Linked DNA regions of Mus musculus: region 1 is linked to region 2. Evidence: chromatin loops called from intact Hi-C (ENCODE). Cell type or tissue: left cerebral cortex. All regions are shown on one strand. Links, peaks and the distances in the headings refer to the core of each region. The heading gives the core; the rest is flanking DNA. Region 1 overlaps Mtmr6 (myotubularin related protein 6). Region 2 holds the start of Amer2 (APC membrane recruitment 2).

The links. A loop is a pair of places that touch in the nucleus more often than their neighbours do. Peaks named below come from ENCODE experiments on the same cell type or tissue, not always from the same donor. Only the 100,000 strongest peaks of a DNase experiment are listed, where the experiment ranks them.
Region 1: it touches region 2 in a loop (3-fold over the local background); 9 of 42 quality-filtered maps call a loop at or near these places.

The regions. Positions count from the first base shown.
Region 1 is chr14:60,298,692-60,301,598 of GRCm38, reverse strand. Mtmr6 (myotubularin related protein 6) reads right to left here. Exons shown (of 14, transcript NM_144843.4): 13 at 2,558-2,684; 14 at 1-1,326. The coding sequence ends at 1,078. Among named protein-coding and RNA genes, the nearest start is that of Mtmr6, 35 kb to the right of the region's middle. In left cerebral cortex, for the core only: a CTCF peak has its summit at 1,194; DNase peaks (open chromatin) are centred at 921 and 1,134.
Region 2 is chr14:60,376,819-60,379,725 of GRCm38, reverse strand. It overlaps Amer2 (APC membrane recruitment 2), which reads right to left and starts at 2,034. Exons shown (of 1, transcript NM_028113.4): 1 at 1-2,034. The coding sequence starts at 1,479. In left cerebral cortex, for the core only: CTCF peaks have their summits at 1,411 and 1,615; DNase peaks (open chromatin) are centred at 910, 1,495 and 1,954; H3K4me3 peaks cover 1,865 bases; H3K27ac peaks cover 2,072 bases.

The DNA of each region.
Region 1 (2,907 bases), core at 96-2,595, 78 kb after region 2:
TCCCTTCTCTGCCCCTCCTATATTAAGAGTAAGGAAATATGCTCCACACAAAAATGATTGCTTTAGAATTCGTAACCAAGCAAAATCTCCACTACCCGCACTTCCCTTTTTCCTTTACCTGAAAGTTTATAGGCAGCTACAGTCAAGTTAAAAATGTATTTAGTACTCAGAACGCTTTAGAGCTTTGCCACTTTAAATGTACAGTTATCAAAGGATTAAAGCCAACCACAGAGTAAGAATTAATAGACTGCAGTAAGCCGAAAGTAAATGCCAAATGTGCTTATACTAGCCTAAGAAATGAGTCCTCTAAGCTGTGAATAATGAACTGTCAGCTGCAGCTTGGAACAAATGACAACGAGAACAAAGCCTTCGGTAACACTGATTTTAAATACGGGTGGAGCTGGCTAATTACAAACTAGCAGAGTATGTCTACAACTTTCCATGGTGGAGCACTGCAGTGTGCGGCCCCCAAGTAATCAGAGTGCAGTTAGTTCTTCATATGAAATAAGGCTGATTAAAGGAGAGATCAAACATCCTGTCCTCGGCTATAAAACCCACAGAATAAACTGAGAGTCTACTTTAAGGCTGTCCCATAAGTACTTTTCATGGCACTTTAATGTTAAAACGTCACTATATTTTTGACTATATATTTGGATTTTTGTGACTGCAAAATCCACAGTCACACAGCTCCAGAACTGAAAGCACATGCCACATCAGTCACTGAGGGTTCAGGTTGTCAGGTCTGTTTTCTCAGAGTTAGAGGAAAGCTACTGAGCGTGGCTGGAATTAACATCTGAATCAACAGACTGTCAGCTCACCAGTCCTGTGTAACCCCTTTCCAGTACATACACACACTAGCACTCACTTCCTACAGAAATGAGTATGTTCTTGTTACAAATGGCACTTAGCTGACTCACTCCTCTCAAGAGTTGCTATGATCCTTTTCTCAGCTACCTACTTTCTCACTTACTGCTAAGCCCCAAAGTCACTCAACAACCCCTCCTGCCCATGTGTACAGACCATCCTCACAACTATACATTTCTTACACTACAGTCATCCAGGGATCACGGAAGGAGGCTAACAAGTCATTCTGGCCACCCCGTACTCCAAGCTGACCACGGTAGGCTCCGACTTAGAAAATTCCTCGGCATAGTCACAGTAGCGATTATCTGCTGGGCTGCTGCCCTCTATAGCTCGGAGTGTGTCCTTCACGGGAAGCAGACTCGGCTCTTTGAGACACAGCGAGGTTTTCAGGGCAGGTGATTCAGGGTGGACAGCATGCAGCAACTCCTTCGTTAGGATGCCATTTTTGCATTGCTTAATTTTCTAAAGCAAAACAAAACGTTGAAAAAACATTAGTAACTACAGCTAACAGGTGATCGATCTACATGGAGTGAAGAAAATATGCTTTTACAAGTGTTCCCCTTGTGTATGATACACAATTATGAACTCAATAACTAAAAATCCCAAGAGCAAGCCGGGCAGCGGTGGTACACGCCTTTAATCCCAGCACTTGGGAGACAGAGGCAGGCGGATTTCTGAGTTCAAGGTCAGCCTGAGTGAGTTCCAGGACAGCCAGGGCTACACAGAGAAACACTGTCTCGAACCCCAGCCCCTCAAAAAAAGGAAATCTCAAGAGCTTGAAATTTATCAAAGAAAATGCTTCATTAAGTGTTTACGTTTGTCAATTGTTTCAACCAGATTTGACTGTATAGGCCACTAGGTCTGCACATGCCAGAAACACACATATTCCTTAGAAACTTTAACAAGTAATCATTTCATCAGGACAAGGACACAGAGGATATGCTCAACCTGACTGAATTCACTGTAACACAGCAATCACACCTAACTCAGCTAAAGGTCCCACCGACCCTGACGAGCTTCTCACAGGCATCCCTCACGACGGGTTGCCAAGGGAACAGATCAGCCTTTGGAAGGTAGCACATTTTTTTAACGTAATATTTAAAGTGTCCCATAGCAGAGCATCAAGCTCTCCAAATCAACTCCAGACAACTGTCCCTTGCTGCCTATCTTGCCCTCCCTTTCTTGAACACTAATATGTGCCCTCTAGTTTTCCCCAGCAGTCACCACTCTCTTACCTAAGAGACAATGAAAAACATCCATCTCTGAGGCAGACAGGACTGTTCTCTGAACAAAAAAGAACTGTCTAGCATTTTTAAAAAAGTGTGTGTGTGTATATATGTACACATAATATGTACACACACACACACACACACACACACACACACACACAGCAAAGCATAAAGATAACAACAGTAAGATGTAGAAATCAGAATAAGCCAAAGCTATTTGCAATAACCCCAACAGAGAATTAGTATCTAGTATCTAGTATTTAAGGAACCTTGACATTAAAAAAAAAAAAAAAAACAAACAGGCCAAGAGAAAAATGAGCAAAATTTGGAAGTTTATTCTCAACAAACAAAAAGGAAATGCCCAATAAATTCTCTTCATCTGTAATCAAAAAACCCAAAATGGAAGACACTGTCACATGGTAAATTAAACAAATATGCTTTATTAGACAACTCAGAATACTCACAGCCTCGAGGTCTTTAATGTCTTCCTCTAACTGCTTGCTTTGCTCATTCATATTCATAATTATGCTCAGCACAGACTGCCGAGGATGGAGCGTCCGATCAAACTGGTGGTACATGTTTCTCCAAAACCTTTATGACAAAGAAGTTTAGAAAGTTTTTAACCAAAACACCTTTAGATGAATAGTGAGTGAGCTCTAGAGCTCCCAGCACAACCCAGCGGGAACAGCTCACAAAGCCTATTCCAAGTTCTATAAACACCTGGAAAAGAGGAGCTCACACACGGTAAGAAGGGGCAGACAGGACACCAACTGGTCTGTTCTGATGACCACACGCTAGACCCAGGCTCCAAAAT
Region 2 (2,907 bases), core at 307-2,806:
CCTCCTGCGCTTGACCGAGGACATGTCCTTGGCTGCTTCCCCACACCGGGTATCACTGGAGGTCTCAGGGGCCAACTTGATGTCGGAAGCAGTGGCTGCCTTCGCTGCGCCTTCTTGAGTTCCTTGTCCTTGGTCCTCAGTCTGGGACAACATGTCCCAGAATTCCGGGAGATAGGTGTCGTCCACCTGATCCGGGCTGGCCATCTCCTCCCCTCCTCCTTGGTAGGCCACCACGCTGGCGTTCTTTTTAGAGAGAACTGGCTTGCCTGGCCCGGGGACATGCTTGTCACAGCTGGGGCCTGCCTCTTCTTCTGGGTCTGCAATAATATCTCCACAGCCTGTAAGAGAGTCAAAGCTTTTCAGTGAAGTCACGTCAGAAAACATCAAACAAATACGATCTGCCGACGGGTCTGAGGGTGGATCAACAGAGGAAGGGTCAGGGACAGCAGACGCCCGGCCGCTGCCACCTTCGGAGTCGACAAGGGGGACGGTCTTTATCGGAACGTCACCTGTCTTGGACGCATCCTCGGCCGCCTGGACCTCACCGGCTCCCGACTCGAGGGCTGCCCCGGGCTTCTCCTCGCGCCGATGCCCCTCGGCGTCCTCTCCCCGGGAGCTTTGATCGCCAGAGCCGGTGGGGCTCCCGGCCTCGAGGCAGATCCGCTCCGGGGCGCTCTCGGCGGACGCGGGCGCCTGCTCTCCCCCTGCGGGCTCACCTGCTGCGTGTCGCGAGGCGTCCTGGCCCGGGCTGTCCGGGCGGCGCGCGGCTCGGGGCGGCTCCTCCTTGACGCACTCCAGGCTGGCGGTGAGCGAACCGGGCAGAACCAGGTTGCCCGGGCCCGCCGCGCGCACCGCCTTCTCCTCCTCCTCCTTGCCGCGCTTGTCCCTCCGGTGCCAGCGCATGCTGCTGAAGATCCCTTTCAGCCCCCTCTTTTGTTTGCCGCCAGCCTTGCTCGCCTCGGCATGGTCTCCCTTGCCGGTCTCCGATCGCCCGTTCTTTTTCAGCAGGGAGAAGAAGCTGTGGGACTTGGCCACCGAGCTGCTGGCCAGGGAGCCCAGGCCAGGCCCGGAGGGTTTGGGGGGTCCGGGGATCGGCCGGGCCCCGCTGTGATCGCTCCCGCCAGGCGGCTCCTCCTTCTTGCTGCCCTCCAGCACCAACACCTCGGCTAGTCCGTCGTGGGTCCTGCTTCTCACCATTCCCGTCGGCCCCGAGCTCTTCCCATCCCCTTTGTTTTTGACCCCAAAAATGCTGGGCATGGTGCCCCCCGATTTCCTTTTCTTGAATAACTTGAACGCAGCCTTATTGATCTTCCCCGACGGCGGCTCTGCGGCGGGCGTCTCCGCGGCGCACTCACAATGCGAGTCCATGTCTGCAGCGAGGGCCCCGGCCTGCTCCTGCCTCCCGCAGACCCCCGCGCGCGCGCCGCCGCCGCGCTCGCTGACAGCCGCGCCGCCGCCGCGGCTCCTGCCCGTCTCCATGGAAACCGAGTGGGATCAGCCGCTGTCGTCAGCCGTAGGCTCGCGCCAGGCCACTGTCACCCGCGTTCTAAATCAACCTGAGCGGCTCTCGCTGCTGCGCTGTGGCTACTGCAACTGCGGCGGCTGAAGCGCACAAACCGGACTATCTCCCCTCCTGCCAAGGGCTTATATAATATCCTGGGTGCCACATAGGTTTTTGTGTAGCAAGAGCCTTCATCGCAGCCTCGAGGCGAAAGAAAAAAATGAAATTCATAATTATGGGCTTTGGATCCCAGTGCGTTGATTCTCACCACCTCAGGTTCTTCTTCCTCTAGCCCAGCTTTTCCTAGGATCGCAGCTTCAAAAATTAACACATGCGTCCCCCATGTCCACAAAGAACAATGCCTTTTCCTTTATCATCTGTTTTGGACTTCATGCAGCCTCCTATCTTTCTCCGGTCCTTCACATAGGTCTTAGCGTGTGGGTACTAAGCCCAAGAGGCACCATGCCAATCTGTTCACGCCTGCGTCTGGTCCAGTGCCGAATGTAGTCCTCTTCAGGTTGATGCTGTATTCTGATCATGTGGCTCTGATTTCCTGTTACAGAAGCAACAGCCGTCAGTCAAATACCAATTAGCAGCTCTCAGCAACGAAAGTGCAACAGTCCCCTAGGGTTCGCTGGTCCTTTGGGAGACCACAAAGCTTTTATCCCCCACCCCAGTGACATGGGGCTTAAGTCACAGAAGCCACCAATTGGTCACAATAGACTGAGCACACTGAGAACTTAGGTTGGAGAATTCTGATCCCTCTGCAGGTGGGTCTTAGAGGCCTGGGCTCAGTCTTCCTCTTTCATTCAGGGGTATGGTAAGTATACCTCTCTCTGTTGTGCCCAGCCTACCCCTGTCTAAGAACACCCAAGGACCCCACTCGCTGTCTTTCCCAATAGGACAGGGGGGAAAACCAGACAGGGGTCAGAGGTCGTCCCTGTGGTTGCTTCTGACCCCACTGGTCTAGAGGCAAAGGGAACTGGGTTCCAGAGAACAACCTGTGTGGGTAAGGTTTCTGTGTTCTGACTTTGAAGACAACTGCTAACATTGTAGCTTTTCCTAACCAAGGGCTTGCCAGCAAAATAGGGAAGGATTTGGAAAAGATTCATGTTTTATAATCCTTAATAACCCTATTTTAAAAATATTGATTATATATAGTGATTATTTGATTGTATATACTATTTACATACAAACACCAGTCTTTCCTGCTTCTCTTGAATTTATTTTCCACAAGTTACTTATATTTTGCAGATTCAGAGTTACTTATATACTGTACTTATACTGAACTGCAGATTCAGTTGTTGGCCAAGGCAGCCTCCAGGGTTCACAGTTAGACCATGGAGTTGAGCAGTCATGTTGCTCTTTCTCATCTCAATGAAAAAACGGCTCTAAACTGAGACTGG